Regions from separate parts of the Homo sapiens genome. Here region 2 is linked to region 1. Evidence: read pairs that join two places in POLR2A ChIA-PET (ENCODE). Cell type or tissue: OCI-LY7. All regions are shown on one strand. Links, peaks and the distances in the headings refer to the core of each region. The heading gives the core; the rest is flanking DNA. Region 1 holds the start of LOC124902659 (a long non-coding RNA gene). Region 2 overlaps CAPRIN1 (cell cycle associated protein 1).

Region 1 (8,550 bases), core at 396-8,395:
CCCCCCAACTCACACAGGGTTCGATATCTAATGTCAGTGTTTTTTTCTTAGAAGCTTTTAATCCTAAAAGACAGATCTTTCCTTCCTGGCCCAGCCTCCTCCAACCCCAGGACCTAAGTCCTTTCTCTTCCATTTCCTTCCAGAGCTTCCTGAGCCAGGGCGGAAAAGGGCTCTTGTCAATGTGCTAAGCTTTACCTTGAGGGATGAGTGAAGACACCCTTTAAATTACCTATAAAACTCTTTGATTCACTCAGCATAGGTTGCCATGGGCAATTTGCTAAGCTTATTGATCATTTTCTGTTTAAATTAAAGTTTGATGTCCCGGAACAGGCTGTGCAGTGCATGGAGTTAATGGAAAAGGTTGAGATCCAGGGGAGAGACACTCACTGTGGAAATGGAGGGTATTCAAGGGGAAAACAGGGAGTCTATGAAGAGGAGATTGTCAGCACCAAGTTGTGGTAAATATGATGGCGATAAAAAAGATAGAGAATGGGATTCTTTTATGGAGAAGGGCAGCTTCCCAGACATTTAAAGCCTCAGGGAGACAGTGGAAAAAAATGTATTCATTCCACAAATATTTGTTGAATGCCTATTATATGTCAGACACTGTGCTGGGCGCTGGGGAACAATAATGAAGGCACCATCGTTGAGTCTCAGCTCTAAATCAGTGGTTCTCAAAGTGTAGTCCCTGGTGCCGCTGAATCCCCATTGCCTGGGGCGGATGTTCAGGCCCCACCCCAGACCTACTGAATCAAACTCTGGAAGAGAGGCTCAGTCCCTTCCAGAGGAACCTGGTGCATGCTATAGTTTGAGAACCACTGCTCTAGATCTTAAGCCTCTGAGGAGTAAACCCAGGCTCCTGAGAACCAGGAGCTCAGCTTGAGTCAGTGTCATTATCACAAACATCTGTTGAGCATTTATCATTGCCAGGTATTATGCTAAGCATGACATGGGTTCTTTCTTTCTTTCTTTTTTTTTTTTTTTTGGTGACAGAGTCTTACTCTGTTGCCCAGGCTGGAGTGCAGTGGCATGATCTCGGCTCACTGCAACCTCCACTTCCCACGTTCAAGTGATTCTCCTGCCTCAGCCTCCCAGGTGGCTAGGATTACAAGCGCCCACCATGACGCCCAGCTAATTTTTTGTATTTTTGGTAGAGACAGGGGTTTCACCATGTTGGCCAGGCTGGTCTCAAATTCCAGACCTCAGGTGATCTGCCCGCCTCAGCCTCCCAAAGTGCTGGGATTACAGGCGAGAGTCACCGCACCCGGCCCAACATGGGTTATTTCATTGCATCCTTACAACAAGCTTTCAGATGGAGGATGAAATGGAGGCACGCTGGAAGCAGGCAGGGTAGGTAGAATTCAAACACAAGAGTTTAAATGTTCTGTCTACCGTCTCCCAAACACCAACCTCCCACAAGTTCTGTGACTCTTTCTGCCCTGGTTAAAGCTGACCTTCAGATTGACACAGAAACATGGTTTCCCCCAGATGAGCTATATTGTGAGGCTGGATTTATTTATTTATTTATTGAGACAGGGTCTCATTCCTGTTGCCCAGGCTGGAGTGCAGTGGCGCAATCACAGCTTACTGTAACCTTGACTTCCCCAGGTTCAGGTGATCCTCCCACCTGAGCCTCCTGAGTGGCTGGGACTTGACAGGTATTTGCCACCCCACCTGGCTTATTTTTTATATTTTTTGTAGAGACAGGGTTTTGCCAAGTTGCCTAGGCTGGTCTTGAACTCCTGGGCTCAGGTGATCCACCCATATTGGCCTCCCAAAGTGCTAGGATAACAGATGTGAGCCACTGTGCCTGGCAAGGTTGGGCTTTAGGTGCTTGAGGAAGAAGAGGAAGTAAAAGGGCAGGAAGTGTAGAATAGACTAGGAAGGAGACAGAGGAAATGTTGGCAGTGAGAAGGCAGGCCAACAGTTCCACCTGCCCAGTTATCTTCATCTTTATGGGAAGCTAGAATTCAAAATCACCATACACTGATTAGGTATGGAAAAATCTCATCAATTCAGTGAAAAAGGGTTTTCACATCCTAATGCCTAAATGTCAAGCCCTTTAAATCTTCCACTTGCAGTGTGTATCAGTTTTGTATTGCTGCAGTAACAAAATCAGTATTCATTTGCCATGGCTGTTGTAACAAATTACCGTAAACTTAGTGGCTTAAAACGTTAAGTTTTATTCTCTTATAGTTCTGGAGGTCAGAAGTCTAAAATTAAGGTGTTGGCAGCACTGCATTTCTTCTGAAGACTTCAGGGGAAAATCTATCTCCTTCTGTTTTCCAGCTTGCATTTTCCAGAGGCTTCTTGCATTCCTTGGCTTGTGGCCCATTCTTCCATCTTTAAAGCCAGCAGCTTCTTCTCTCCTATCTGACATATGCTTCTGTTCTTACAGCTTTCTCTACTCATAGACTTCCGTCTCCCTCTTATAGGGACCCTTGTGATTACATTGGACCCAACTAAATGCTCCAGGAGAAACTTCCCATCTCCAGATCTTAATTTAATCACACCACCAAGGTTGTTTTGCATCTAAGGTAACAAATGTATAGCTTCTGGGGATTAGCAGGTAAACTTTTTTTTTTTTTTTTTGAGACGGAGTCTTGCTCTGTCGCCCAGGCTGGAGTGCAGTGGCACGATCTCGGCTCACTGCAAGCTCCGCCTCCCGGGTTCACACAATTCTTCTGCCTCAGCCTCCCGAGTAGCTGGGACTACAGGTGCCTGCCACCTCGCCCAGCTAATTTTTTTGAATTTTTTAGTAGAGACAGGGTTTCACCGTGTTAGCCAGGATGGTCTCGATCTCCTGACCTCGTGATCCACCCGCCTTGGCCTCCCAAAGTGCTGGGATTACAGGCGTGAGCCACCGCACCCAGCCACAGGTAAACATCTTTGGGAAGGGTAGCACTATTCTGTTTGTCATACTCTTCTGTCCTTAGGAAAGTCATTTTTCTTTTGGAAAGCTTCCATTTCTCAAAAAAAAAAAAAAAAAAGGTTGGGGGGATTAGAATACTTCTTGGTCCTAATCTTATAGGAATATGTACATCATTTCAATTACAGATGTAAACATTATTGTTGCCTCAGTGTCCTCATCTGACAAATGGGATAAGAATGGTGTTTCTTCCTCATTCGGTTAAAAATCTGTATTGCTTACCTACTCTGTGCAATGTTGTGTTCATGTTCCATTGGAAAGGCCCCGACACAGTGCTACAGAAAAAAAAAAAACACTCAGCAAAAGGTAGCTGTATAAGTTAGATGTTATAGTCTTAACTATGTGTCAGCAACAGACAGAGATGAGGCCAATTCTCTTGAGTAACCAACCATCTGATGACTCATATCATCATGCAATGTTTGGAAGAGCAGCAATAAGCTCAGGTTTCAAGATGCTTCGGTGATCATGAACTTGAGGGCCTGTCCACTGAGCTGAGGTGTCAAAATGAGCCTCAGTATTTCCCGTGGTAGGTGACAGGCTGAGGGCTGTTACCACCAGAGGCTGTTGCTGCCATTCGCCTGGAACCACGTTTGTTGATGATCAGGGGAACAAAAAGCAGCAGCCGTGTCCACCAGAAGAGAGACATTAAGGTTGATTAAGTGAGTGGGCCAATTAGCGTCTGGCTTCATGCAGTGTGGAGTTAATTAGCCTCTACAAAACAACAACAGCTGCCTTGATGGTAGGGCAGGAGGCCCAGCAGAGAGGAGCCAGGGGAAGAGAAGTGAGAGACCTAGTGCTTAATAACTTGGCTGCAGTGGGCCCTGCCCCACTAAAATGTAGAACAAAGCCCAGGGCAAACTTGCTTGCCTGCTTCCGGACCGTGCATGGGGTGGAGAGCCACAGTCTCCGCCCGTTAGGGAGAGGCCAAACTCAGACCTCAGACTTACATTTCTTTTTGAGACTAAGTCTAGCACAGCTTAGTTTGCATTCTAACAAAAATCGCTGCTCTACACGTCATCTTGATCCTTAACTCCCTAATTCACAGTTTCCTAATGTTGATATTTTTTCCTTATTACAAAAGTAATACATACTTATTGGGCGGCATTTGGAAAGTACAGAAAAATACCTAGAAAAAATAATCCCTTGATCTTGAAATAGATTCTTTCATTCATTAATCATTTATTGTTTACCTACTAAATACCACTGCTGTTCAAGGTGTTCAGAAAAAGCATATATCAGTTTAGTTTTTTCTCCATGCAAATATATATGCTGTTTTACAAATTGAACTCACTGTGCATGATCTTTAATTATCCCCTTTTTAGCAATGCGTCACCATTTTTCCTATCCTGTTTTAAAATGTTTTTTTAACTACTTAGCCTCTGTGGTTCCGCTAATTACACATCATTGTATTGCGCATTTACTTATGCCTTCTGCCTCCTCTTCTAACAAAGTTCTTCAGGGTAGAGACAATACCTTTTTACCACTATATCCCCCATAGCTCAGAGCCTAGATCAAAGCCGAGCATGTGGTGGGCACTCATTAAAAATGCGATAAATGAGTAAGTAAATGAGTGAACGAATTTAGCCAGTCCTTTCTTGTGGGCCACTAAGGTTGTTTCCACTTCTTTACCATTGACAAAAGCTGTTGTACCAATTAAGACTGGGTTCAAATACAAGTGACAGAAACTCCTCCAAAGCAGTGGCTTAGACAAGATAGAAGTTTCTTTTCTTTTCTTTTCTTTTTTTTTAACAAAAGCCAGGAAATTAAGGCCAGGTGCCATGGTTCATGCATATAATCCCAGCCCTTTGGGAGGCTGAGGCAGGAGGATTGCTTGCGTCCAGCCTGGGCAACATAGTGAGACCTTGTCTCTACAAAAAAAAATTATTTGGGCATGGTGGTGCACGCCTGTAGTCCCAGCTCCTTGGGAGGCTGAGGTTGGAGGATTGCTTGAAGCTGGGAAGTTGAAGCTGCAGTGAGCTGAGATCGCGCCACTGCACTCAGACCTTGGTGACAGAGTGAGACCCTGTCTTGAAAAAAAAAAAAAGGCAGAAAATTAGTCCAGAACTTGTATGATGCTTTGCTATTCATTGGTATGGAAGCTAAAGCTTCCAAGCAACACAGAAGGGAAAGGAGAAGGACATGGACCTTTCCTAGAAGTTCCAGATACCACTTCTGCTTGCATTCTTATTAATGAGGATTTAGTCACATGACTGTATTAACTGCAAGGGAGTCTGGGAAATGTGGTCTTAATTATGCAGCTAATACCCAGAGCTACTGTAAATTAGGAAGAAGGGGAAGAAAACTGGGGGATCATAGCTGGCATGGCTCTTTGACCCCTGGGTTGACCCCAACCTCTAGCTAGTCCTTCTGTAATGCAACCCTTAGTTTCTCTAGATGTGGGGGTCTGGATATCTGTCAGGTCAGCCTGGCTTATTGGCTTCAGGCCTGGGACCAGTGTACTGGAAGGGTTTTAGTGCCTTCATCTCCCTGATGTAAACTTCATCTTGCCAGTTGACTTAGTCATCACCAAAGATTGACTCAATAAAGATGCCGCATTTCCCAGAGGATGGTTTTCTAATTAGTGTGAAGAGAAAGTTCCAGCTGTGAGGACAGGAATCCGAGTTTCTGAAATGCAATGATTATTAGTAACAATCAATCAACCAGCTTCACAGGACAATGGAGAAAAAGCCAGCTCTCAAGGATGCTATGTGGAGCAAGGATGATGGCTGCCTGGAACAGGAGGCAGTGTGGCTCAATTGCAATGTGGCCAAGCCCCTGAGACAGAGAGAGACTTTGTAACAAGGTTTTACTGCCTGCAGGAAAAATCCTGCCAAAATGCATTCGGGAACGTGCTGGGAGACATGTATTCATTATTATGCCCCTAGCAGCTATCGCAGGAAACCATCTGGGCTCAGTTGGCCTATAAATTTGCAACTTGCAGTTGGGTGGGCTACAGGGAATTGGCCAAGCAGGAAGTCAAGGTGTGAAGTGGATCTGGCAGGTTCTATACACAGGGCTAGCTCAGAAAGTTGCCACTACTCGCAGTTATTTTTCCTTTTAATTTTTTATTGTGAAAAAATCACACATAGAGAAAAGTGCATAAAACATAAATGTACACTTTAACAAATTATCATAAAGTGAATACAGATGCTATAATCACCCGGGTCAAGAAATAGGACATTGTCAGCTCACTAGAAGCGTCCTATGTGCCCATTTAAACACAACACCCCTTTTCCTCCCAAAGATCACAATCCTGATTTTAAGTATAACTTCCTTGCCTCATTTGACCGTTTTGCCATTTAAGTGCTCACTCCAAAACAATAGTGTCTATTTTTGAACTTTATATTGTTGTACAGAATCATAGAGTTCATATTCTTTTGTGTCTGGATGTATTTGTTTATTGATTTATTGATTTTTTTAAGAGACAGGGTCTTGCTCTATTGCCCAGGCTGGAGTGCAGTAGTGTGACCATAGCTCCCTGCAACCTTGAAATCCTGGGCTCAAGTGATCTTCCTACCTCAGTCTCCTGAGGAGCTGGGACTCCAGGTGTGTGCCACCACATCTGGCTATTTTTAAATTTTTTTTGTAGAGATAGGGTCTTGCTGTGTTGCCCTAGGCTGGACTTGGACTTCTGGCCTCAAGTGATCCTCCTGCCTCAGCCTCCTGATGGATTTTCCTTTGTGCTCAACATTCTTTAAAAGGTTTATCCATATTGCATAATATGAGCATAAAGCCTACTTTGTGTATTTTCATTACTGAATATTATTTGGTTTACCTATTTTACTGCTTTTAGACATTTTACTGTTCCTGGACATTTGGGTTGTTTTCAGTCCGGGTTTATCACAAATAATGCTGCTAGGAACATTGTTGTACATACAGGCTTTTGCACATATGTGTGTTTGAGAACCACATCTGTAATTCTCAAACTTCAGTGTGCATAAAAATAGCTGGTGAGCTTGCAAAGATAGAGATTCCTATTTTTTTTTTTTTCCCTAGTAATCCTGATTGAGTAAGTCTAGGGTGGGGCCCCTAAGTTTTCATTTCCAACAAATTGTTACTGAGCTACTGAACCCTGGACCACGCCTTGAGTAACGTTACAGAGCAGGGGTTGGCAAACTACCTCCCATAACCCAGAATGGGCCCACTACCTCTTTTGTACAGTCCATGCACTAAACATGATTTTTACATTTTTTAATGGTTGGAAAAATCCAAAGAAGGTACATTATATGAAATTAATTATATAAAATTCAGGGCTGGGCACAGTGGTTCACACCTGTAATCCCAGCACTTTGGGAGGCTGAGAGGGGAGGATCACTTTAGTCCAAGAGTTCAAAACTAGCCTGGGCAACATAATAAGACACCCATCTCTACAAAAAGATGTTTTTAAAAAGTAGCTGGGTGTGGTGGTGTGTGCCTGTAGTGCCAGCTACTCAGGAGGCTGAGGTGGGAGGATCACTTGAGGCCAGGAGGTCAAGGCTACAGTGAGCCGTGCTTGCGCCACTGCACCCCAGCCTGGATGACAGAGTGAGACCCTGTCTCAAAATAACAATAAAAATTTAAAAAATCTCAAATTTTGGTGTCCATAAATAAAGTTCTAGTGCACACAGCCACGCCAGTTTCTTTCTGCATTGTCTGTGGCCACTTTCCTGCTCAGCAGAGCTGAGTAGTTGCAACAGAGACCACATAGCCTGCAAAGCCTAAAATATTGACTTTTTAATCTTTTACAGAAAAAGTTTTCTAATGCTTGATTTAGAATATATGCTTTTGAGTTGGGATTACTGTATAATAGGATAGGCATTTCTAACGGTTTTAGTAGATAACATCAGTTCTTCAAAGTGGCTGTGCCACTCTGCATTCCCATTGGCAGTGAATGAAAGTTCCTATTGCTTCATGTTCTTACCAACACTTGGTTTTGTCAGATTTTAGACCGGGTGTGGTGGCTTATGCCTGTAATCCCAGCACTTTATTTATTTTTATTTTATTATTATTATTAATGTTATTTATTTATTTATTTATTTATTTTGAGATGGAGTTATGCTCTTGTTGCCCAGGCTGGAGTGCAATGGCATGATCTTGGCTCACTGCAACCTCCACCTCCCAGATTCAAGTGATTCTCCTGCCTCAGCCTCCCGAGTAGCTAGGATTACAGGCACGTGCCACCGTGCCCAGCTAATTTTGTATTTTTAGTACAGATAGGGTTTCACCATGTTGGCCAGGCTGGTCTCAAACTCCTGACCTCAGGTGATCCATCTGCCTCAGCCTCCCAAAGTGCTGGGATTACAGGCTTGAGCCAGCATTATTTATAATAAGGGACATTGAAAACAAATGTCAGGCAATAGAGGAATGGATAAGAAAATTATGGTTATGTTCGGATGATAAGATACAGTACAGTTATGAAAAGAAAAATTACAGCAATATGAATCAATGATTTTAATACAATTTTAAGTGAAAAAGAATGGAGTGCAATGCTACAGAAAAAAATTATATATGTGGGAAAAAATAGATTCATTGGAAAAAAGTACCGGAAGGAATATATTGTAATGGTAACAGTTGTTACGAATATAGGTGATTTTTTCTTTTCTTCGGTTTTCCAAACTTTCAGTTCTGTGTTTATGTAAGTT
Region 2 (8,550 bases), core at 204-8,203, 190 kb before region 1:
CATATTGGCCAGGCTGGTCTCAAACTCCTGACCTCGTGATCCACCCGCCTCGGCCTCCCAAAGTGCTGGGATTACAGGCACAAGCCACCACACCCGGCCCAACACACAGCTTTAAAACCTTCAATAGTTTGCAACTGTTCTTAAGAGACAAAACATGGGATGCAACTATTATGCCGTCCATAGTAGCCTTTACCTGTTTCTCTAACCTGTAACTCTGCTAGTCCTTTCTCTTTCCACTTGATCCTGATAACTTTCTCAGTCACTGGTGATCAGATGTTTAGGTATGTTCTTCTCTCCCTTTCTTTGACTAGTCTGCTACTCCTCATCCTTCAAATCTAGCTCAATTACCCCTTTCAGTTAAGTCTCCCCTGATCATTTTAACTAGGGTATACACTCAGTCATGGCTTTAATATCTGCCATCAACCACATTGCTCCATCATGGCATCTGCTACACTTTGGTGTCATCAGTCTTTGATTAGACAGTTCAATGAAAGCAGAAACCACAGTAATTTTTGTCACCACTAAATGCCTAGTGCTTGGCATGATGCTGGGCAAAGGATACCCTAATTTGCTGAATAAAGCCTTAGTTTAGTTGCTTAATACAGTGTGTCTCCCTATTAAACACAGTACTTAAAATTGGTATTTCCAAATAAGCATTAATACACAAATGCCTTTGCTAGATGATCAGGAACAAACTGCTGATCTTCCACTGCCTCTACTCAAAACAGCCGTACTGCTTATGTAACTGGATTAAGCTTCAGAACAGCTTGTTAAAAGTAGGATATTAGTAGCAGAAGCTGAGAAGTGTATTAGATGAGGCTATCAGATTGCTTTTATAAACCTTTTCCTCTCTTCACACCAGTAGCACTTCTTCACCTACAGCTTTTGCTGGATGGTTTTTAACAACTTAAGCAGACTGCGTTCAAGGACAGTGAGAAAACCAGACTTTCATATTATTTAATCTAGTGTAATTTTAAACATTCACTAGTCTTTTGCAGTATTTTTGTAGGATTCAAAATGGAAAAAGGTATGAAGATGAGCCTTAACAATTTACTTTCGTTTTCCTGAGGGGTCTTCCTCCCCGTTAACTCCATAAAAAGGACAAGATCAAGGGCAATACTGATTCTGTGAAATCTAACTTATAATCAACTAAAATTTAGAATGCTTAAAAACAACCCAAGTGGAATGCAGATTCAGGAGCTTAAACATAAAATGAAGGGTTTGAATTCGGCACTTATCTGCATTCCACTTCCTCTAGTTATATGACGGAAAATATAATGAACAAATGTCCTAAAACACTTAGGAAGCTGACTGCTCAACTAGTTGTTAACTCATCACCTCAGTTAATGAACCTTCTGAGAATAAGCACACATTCTATGTCTCCTTTAAGTGGAAAAGTCTCCCACGTAAGAGCTGCATATAAAAGGAGACAAAAGAACTGTAGAAGCTAACTGATTAGAAATACTTAAAGGATATTTGTTTTAATATCAAGGTACAATGATTGAAAAAAAACTTTTCCATATTTTTTAGGAATTATTAGGATCTGGAAATAAAACTGCCCTAATCAAGGTAATCAATAACATTCTACCTTTTTAAGTTTTAAAAAAGAAGTTTCATATCCACATGAGATGATTTATATTATGCATATACAAAAGTATTTTGTATGTGAGCTTGCTACACCAAGAGGCTACAGTGACATGTGTGACAATCATTTCCTTGAAACTCTGCTAAAATATGCATTTGACCAAACAAAAGGCCTTCTGCAGCTAGGACAAGCAATCACATATTATACAGAATGCTTAGAACCAAGATTCAGATCTTAATGAGACTTATTGAAAAGTTCTCTGCCCCATAATGAGGCACCCCTTTAAAAATATGGTCTGAGTAGAGACATAAAAGATATACATTTAAACTGTGATGGTAAAATAACCAAAAAAAGAAAAATTATAGTTCAAAAAAAGGAACAATTCTTTGAAAAAACATACATAGAAACAGTCAAACTATGAACACCTTTACACATTCACAACATCTGCACTAATGCATAGAAGTTCAAAACCTAGAAGGCATTTTCTCCCCCATCCCTTCTCTGAAACTGATTCAGAGGTCACTGTGTGAAGAACTTACTTCAGTCCTGATTGTAAATGTCATGAAATTATTTTCTACACAGATAGCAAATTTAGTTTTATATAGGACTGCAAGCATACATCATCTAGGGATTACCCAGTAAACCACAAATATTTTATCCATTCCCCTAAGATACAGGTAACATATGGTTGTGGTACATCCCAGGCAGATGTCATTTAAAGCACGCAAGGGGAGGTGCTAGCAAAAAAATACTCATTTGCCAAAGTAACAGGTTAACCCTTCCAATATGATGTACCACAACCACACATGAGAAAAGTCAAGAACTTATTTTATTTTATTTTAAAATAAACATTGAAGATCCCCCATTTCCCACCACCCTACAAAACTTTTGAATGTGGAATGTTCAACAGCCTATCCATTTTGGTAGGTTACAAAACCAGCAAAAACTCCAGTTGTCTAATGATGAATGTTTGAGAATAGTTTTGTTTTTAAATAGCTGAGCACCTACTGGAAGAATTCCTGGGCTAAATGCTGAAAATAAAATTTAATTTCTGCACAGAAAATACCATTAACTTAGTAGCCTTTGCTTAAAGGTGGGATTAATTCTCCATGAAGTCAGAATGAGACAATAAGCAGCATTAACTTCCTAGGCACACAGAACTAGTGCTCAAACTGCTAGCACAAATTCCAACAGAGTACATAAGGCTAAGTCACTACTCAAGTGTCCATTTCCATCAAATTTAGAGACTCTCCCTATGCATCTAAGGGAAGGAATTATCACTGAATATAAATGCCTCCAGGAGAAACGGAGAATTCAGTTAAGGTTAAATTAGACAAAAGATAATAAGTGCAAGTACTAGAGAAATGTTGCTGGAGATAAACCATAAAATTTGTGACACTAACGTGGCATGGGGTGAATCACATAAGCTGCTAGCTGTTGAACACCAGTGTTTCAAGATACAACTTTTATAAACGTTTTATTTGTTTTGCTTATACCATCAGAACTGAAACTACTGTCCGTGATTTCCCTGAAACAGGGAAATCAATCTAAAACACATACTGGTGCCTTTCAAAAGATAGCAATTGAAAAGGGTGGTAGCAGCAGGCATTTGGTATCTTTTCCTTTTAAAAAAAAGCTTTCAAGCTGAAGGAAAAACATGTGACCGAGAGTGTTATGATTATCCACTAGAGATTTTCATCAGTACCTGTACCAATTTAGGTGACAATACAGCAAAATCCAAGGATTAGTGACAGACAATGTACATGTCATAAGGAATGATAGATAGTACCAATCCTTACAAAAGTCATTGTCTCAAAGAAACTGTTAAGTGTTCAAAAAGGTATCTAAATATTTCACATTAAGTACAGAAGCGGCCATCCGGATTACATCCCATATTTGTTGCATATTTTTCAAAAAGTGCCAATCAAAGCCTAATTTTGCATCTTGGCTTTGTCTTATACAGTATCAGCTGTTAAAAAGCATTTTACATGTGTTTTTAACCACAGTTGTTTGGCCAGATGAACAGTGCTGTGTCAAAGCTGGTAGCCAGCCTTATATGTGTGATTAGGACCCATGCATAATTTGGTATGCATCTGAACGTTCAGTGCTCCAATTTAACTGGAAAAGCTGTGAAATGCAGTTGTTCTGCCAAACCACACTCCACTCCTTTCATCTTCCTTTCTAGGGAAATAATTTAGTTTGTCAGTTATCATTGAATAACTCGAGGGCTGATTTGTAGATTTTATCCAATGTCATAAAAGTCAATCTTGCCTTTTTCAAGCCACTTCAAATAACTATGGAGATTATTATCACCCTGTAAAGTATATTGTTTTACTCCTAAGCAAGGGTGAGGAATCTGAGTATCATGTGCAAGGCTCAAGATGACGCTTAGGACAGAACATGCAGAGTAAAAATAGTTTCCTTCCATATCCAGGTAATAGAAAGCTGACAATTGTAGTCCTGTCTTTATGGGATGAAAACAGTCCCTTTACAATAAGTTTCCTGAAAGGGAGAACAAATAGATAATAACTCTTCTGGTAACATATTATGGTACACTGGCCAGTGTGTTTTTGGCGATTAAACATAATCCTGTGAATCAGATTAATTCACTTGCTGAGTGTTCATTTGCGGCATCCCTCTGTTGGGTCTTGGGGGCCCTCCACGACCTAGAAGACAAAAATGGCATTTGATTTTTCTTTCAAATATTATTTGTTTTGCCTTCAAGCAGATTTTCATCTGAAGTCAAGAAGCATGTGGGCAGCCTGTCACCACATTATTAGGCTTAAGAGGTCAATTCTTCAGTGTTCAAGTTTCCCCTGTCCTGGAAGTTGTCATGCGCAAATTTGCTCATGTTCTCTTAGCTAAAAGAAGAGTAAAGCTAATGGAGTATTCCACCAGTACTCATTCATTCATTCATTCAACAAATATTTATTGAGTGCCTACTATGTGCCAGGCACCATCATCAAGCGTTGGGAATAGATACAGCAGAGAAGACAGACAAGGTACCTGCTCTCATGGAGCTTACATTCTAGTGTACACTCTAGCTTACATTTCAGTAGTAAGTAACATCATACTATCAAAATTAATAAAAGCACCAGAATGAAAACAGACCTTATTACCTAAACTGTTAAAAAGAAACTACATAACATTCAAAACTGTATAATGACTTTTAACAGATAAAATAACTTTTTACATGCTGTTAAAACAGATTTTTAGCTATCAGTTAACTCAACTTTCATCGAATATGCTACAAGGTGGGAAAGAACATAACCCACATTCACATGCAAACATCCTTTGATACTTCTAGTCAAGTCAGTAATTCCCAAGTGATCCATTAATTTTTAGAAAAATGTACCTTTTTCCTGGCCAGTTTCTACTAGTATTCAAATCAAAGTACGTTGTAATTCCTCCTTAACACACATTTTATACATGTTATGGCCAATAGAGGAAACCTGTTTGATGTTTAACCTCCCTCAAATCAGAGAACCATTTAGAATTTCAGACTACATGAAATGCTAGCTCTAATTGTTAAATAGGTTAACTTCCTGCCAAAATGGGAAGTAGTTTTCCAACAGTAAAAGAAAAACAAAAAACTCTCTAAACCTGTAATTTTTTTTAAGTATAGCTCAATAAGTTAGGAATTTGGGAGTTTTGTTTAAAAGTCAGAAATAACTTGATATTTATATCACTAATAGAGGTCCAAAAGGCATTGCAAATTCCATTAGTTCTATCACTTCTAAATGGTTCTCTAAATGTTAACTATGGCTTATCCGGCCATTAAAGGGTGTCTGGCCCTAAAATATAATAGGCATGTTTCAAAAAAATGAAAGAGGAATAATAAATTTATATAAATGTTCAATCTCATTCCAAAAATGTCTTACAAAAATGTTTCAGTAAGTACTTCCTAAAAACATTTAGCAGGTTTTAGGACCTGAAAAATAATTTTCAGTTGGAAAAACACTTTTTCTGAGAAGAGAATATGTTCTAGTTTTCAAGACAGTTTATATAGTAACAGGGAAAATTAAATCATTCAAAAATTAAAATTTGGGTCCAAGATTAAGTTTTAGAAACAGAGCATTTCATTTAATCCCTAGCAACAAGTCTGGAAAGGATAAATGTATTCCTAACATGCAGACTATTAACAGCTCTTCCAAGGCCAGAACAGAAGCTCCACTTAGGAGCTAGGATCACCACCACAAAATATTACCTCGTGGGGCTCCCCGTGGTCCACTCTGCCCAGAGCCTCGCTTGAAATTCTGCTGATATCCATCCTAAAAGACAAGCTAGTTAGTATTGAAAAGGTACTTTTTAAAAAATGCTTACCCATCTATTCTTTCAGTCTAACACTCAATACAGAATTCTTCCTTAATCTTTTAGACACTTCAGTATCAGTTTATCACAGCTACACCTTGTTCTGTAATTGTTGTACTTCTACTATTCTCAAAGAACATTCAGTGAAATATATTTCTCTGCTCTTGGAAATCACTGTCTTTAACAGGCTTTACTAAAGGAGTACTGATGTTGAGTGCTAAAAGCTTTTGTTTCAACAGAGTGTCTTGGACACCACAAAGTTAACGCCAAATTAGTTACTTAGGTTCATTAAGCAACAACACTAAGTCACTTTCATTGGTATATTTAGTTCAGGTTTACACTTTAGAACTACTTTACCTACCCGTTGATAGCCAGAGTAATCCCGGGGAGCACTGAACTGAGACTGTGTATAACCACTGTTTGGAGTGTTAGAGAATGAAGGGCGGTAACCATCATATCCTCCTAAAATTTAGGACAAGAAAAGAAATAATTTTCTTATCTTCACAAGGAATTTTTACTTTTTTATTAATGAAGACGGGAAGAACTAGAAATTATAAGCCAGGCTAGTTAATCAAATTAATCTCCAATTTCCTATCTTGATCCAATCTGTTTATAAATTTCTGTAAGTACTAACTGCCCCTCAGAAGATAAACTTTTAACCCATCTATGCATGTAAACACACATCTGTACAAATATAATAAACAATCCCCGTAAGTTTTGGTAATGTGGAAAATACTTATCCTCCAGGAGATAGTGGTAGACATTAATTTGACATAACCAAATGAACAAAAATTCCATGATCTGTTATTTAAATAACAAATTATACCAAATACACAAATTGTACCAAAATATACATTGTTTAAATTGCACATAGGAGGCTAATGCAGATACATCCTTCCCAAAAACTGTGTGATATATTTTACAAATCAAAAAATAATTTGAACTAGTAAAAGGTCATTAGAACCTCCTTTTTTATTTTTTTACCTCTGAATCCATTGGCAGGGCCCCGGTATCCATTCATCAAGCCTCTAGCACCACGGGAGCCTCCACGAGACACACCACGACTATTGTAATAGGGCTGATTGCTACGTGGAAATCCAGTGTTCTGCTGAGGAGGCTGCTGGTGGTTACCAGTCACTTGATGGGACTGGTCTGGGGAACCATGGTAAGTGCCAACCACTATAATTTAAAAAAGAAAAAGATATATACATAAACAGCTCATTACCGTTTGTTCTCCCACGCACTTTCTAGTTTAAGAAGTGTCTTATACAGTCTCCTTAAAGTTTAATCCTTAAATTTGCATACAATGATAAGAAAAACTACACATGAATAAAGTCTCTTACCTTTCTCCTACCCTTAGACTCAGCTATTGGGGGTAAAATTCTCCAACCACAATTCCAAACCTTTGAAAGCAGGGTGCATGATTGATCCTTCCAAACAAATTATTTGAAAGGCTATATTAACGTCTTCTGAAAGGCATCTACTTTTTAGCACAAGAGACCCAAAATAACTCAAAAGATTTACTCTTAGTACATTACCATTTTGTACCATTTAATTACTTCTTTTCATTATAAAGCTCCTTAGTGGTAGAAGTTTTCTTATTCTTTTAAATATCCTTTTTTTTACTTAGTAAAACATACAAAACCACTCTCTCATATTTAAGCAGCTAGATGGTAGAATATGTCATCAACTACATAGTTTAATCAGCAGAGGCCTTCGACTTGTAGCCCTTAATGCCAAATTCCATTTCAAAGTATTTAAAATGGCAAGTATAGCCAATTTAGAAAACAATCACATGGTACTCACATTGGCACTCAACCCACTTGAAGGTTCTAGACTAAGGTACACACTAACATATATACAAGCTCCATCCACAATGGACAGAGTTCTAGAATCTAGAAATTTTCAAAAATTCAATACTACAGAACAATGTTTATAATTCAAAGAGGAGAAAAAAATAGGGTGCTAAAAGTACCTTTGGGAGGTGAGGAAGGCAACAGAACAAAGGAAGGCCCACACACTAACAACAAGGGTCAGAAGCTGCTGGCCAACCCAAATCTCCCCTTTTGGGGCAGAGAGAAAAGCAGCTGTATGACTCTTGAAAATCTTTACTTGACCTATTTTACACCCTTAAGAAACTCCAAATACATTAATAGTTGTTAGAATCCTATTTTACGATGAAAGCACTAGGGAATACCTAGAGAAAAAGAGAGAGCCACTGCTCCTCTTGAATTACTTAGTAAACCAACTACATCGGTGTCATCTTTTTACATAGATTGCCTTTTATTATATTCCCAAAATTTAAAATTGTAAGTGAATGACAAATACACATAACATTTTCCTTGTAAAATGGTTCATGTGTATCCATGTACAAAGTAGCCAAAAGAACTGAATTTTAGAATCATTTTATCAATAACAGCTTTTAATCTTGATCAAATCTCACTGTAAGAAATTCATAGCCAGGCTGGGTGTAGTGGCTCACACTGGTAATCCCAGCACTTTGGGAGGCCAAGCTGAGCAGATTACTTGAGCTCAGGAGTTTGAGACCAGCTGGGCAACACAGTGAGACCCCATCTCAACAACAACAACAACAACAAAATACAAAAAATTAGCCAGGCATGGTGGTGCATGCCTGTGGTCCCAGCTACTTGGGA

What was found. ChIA-PET counts read pairs that join two places held together with the same protein. Peaks named below come from ENCODE experiments on the same cell type or tissue, not always from the same donor. Only the 100,000 strongest peaks of a DNase experiment are listed, where the experiment ranks them.
Region 2: POLR2A ChIA-PET joins it to region 1 with 10 read pairs; 3 of 35 experiments call an interaction of 5 or more read pairs at or near these places.

Annotation. Positions count from the first base shown.
Region 1 is chr11:33,907,737-33,916,286 of GRCh38, reverse strand. It overlaps LOC105376621 (a long non-coding RNA gene), which reads right to left. Exons shown (of 3, transcript XR_931176.3): 3 at 4,649-5,554. LOC124902659 (a long non-coding RNA gene) reads right to left here and starts at 3,190. Exons shown (of 2, transcript XR_007062648.1): 1 at 3,152-3,190; 2 at 2,164-2,373. In OCI-LY7, for the core only: no CTCF peak of the experiment used is centred there; no DNase peak of the experiment used is centred there.
Region 2 is chr11:34,095,004-34,103,553 of GRCh38, reverse strand. It overlaps CAPRIN1 (cell cycle associated protein 1), which reads right to left. Exons shown (of 19, transcript NM_005898.5): 16 at 6,881-7,075; 17 at 6,258-6,358; 18 at 5,793-5,856; 19 at 944-4,251. The coding sequence ends at 4,187. Among named protein-coding and RNA genes, the nearest start is that of NAT10, 6.4 kb to the left of the region's middle. In OCI-LY7, for the core only: no CTCF peak of the experiment used is centred there; no DNase peak of the experiment used is centred there; H3K27ac peaks cover 1,205 bases.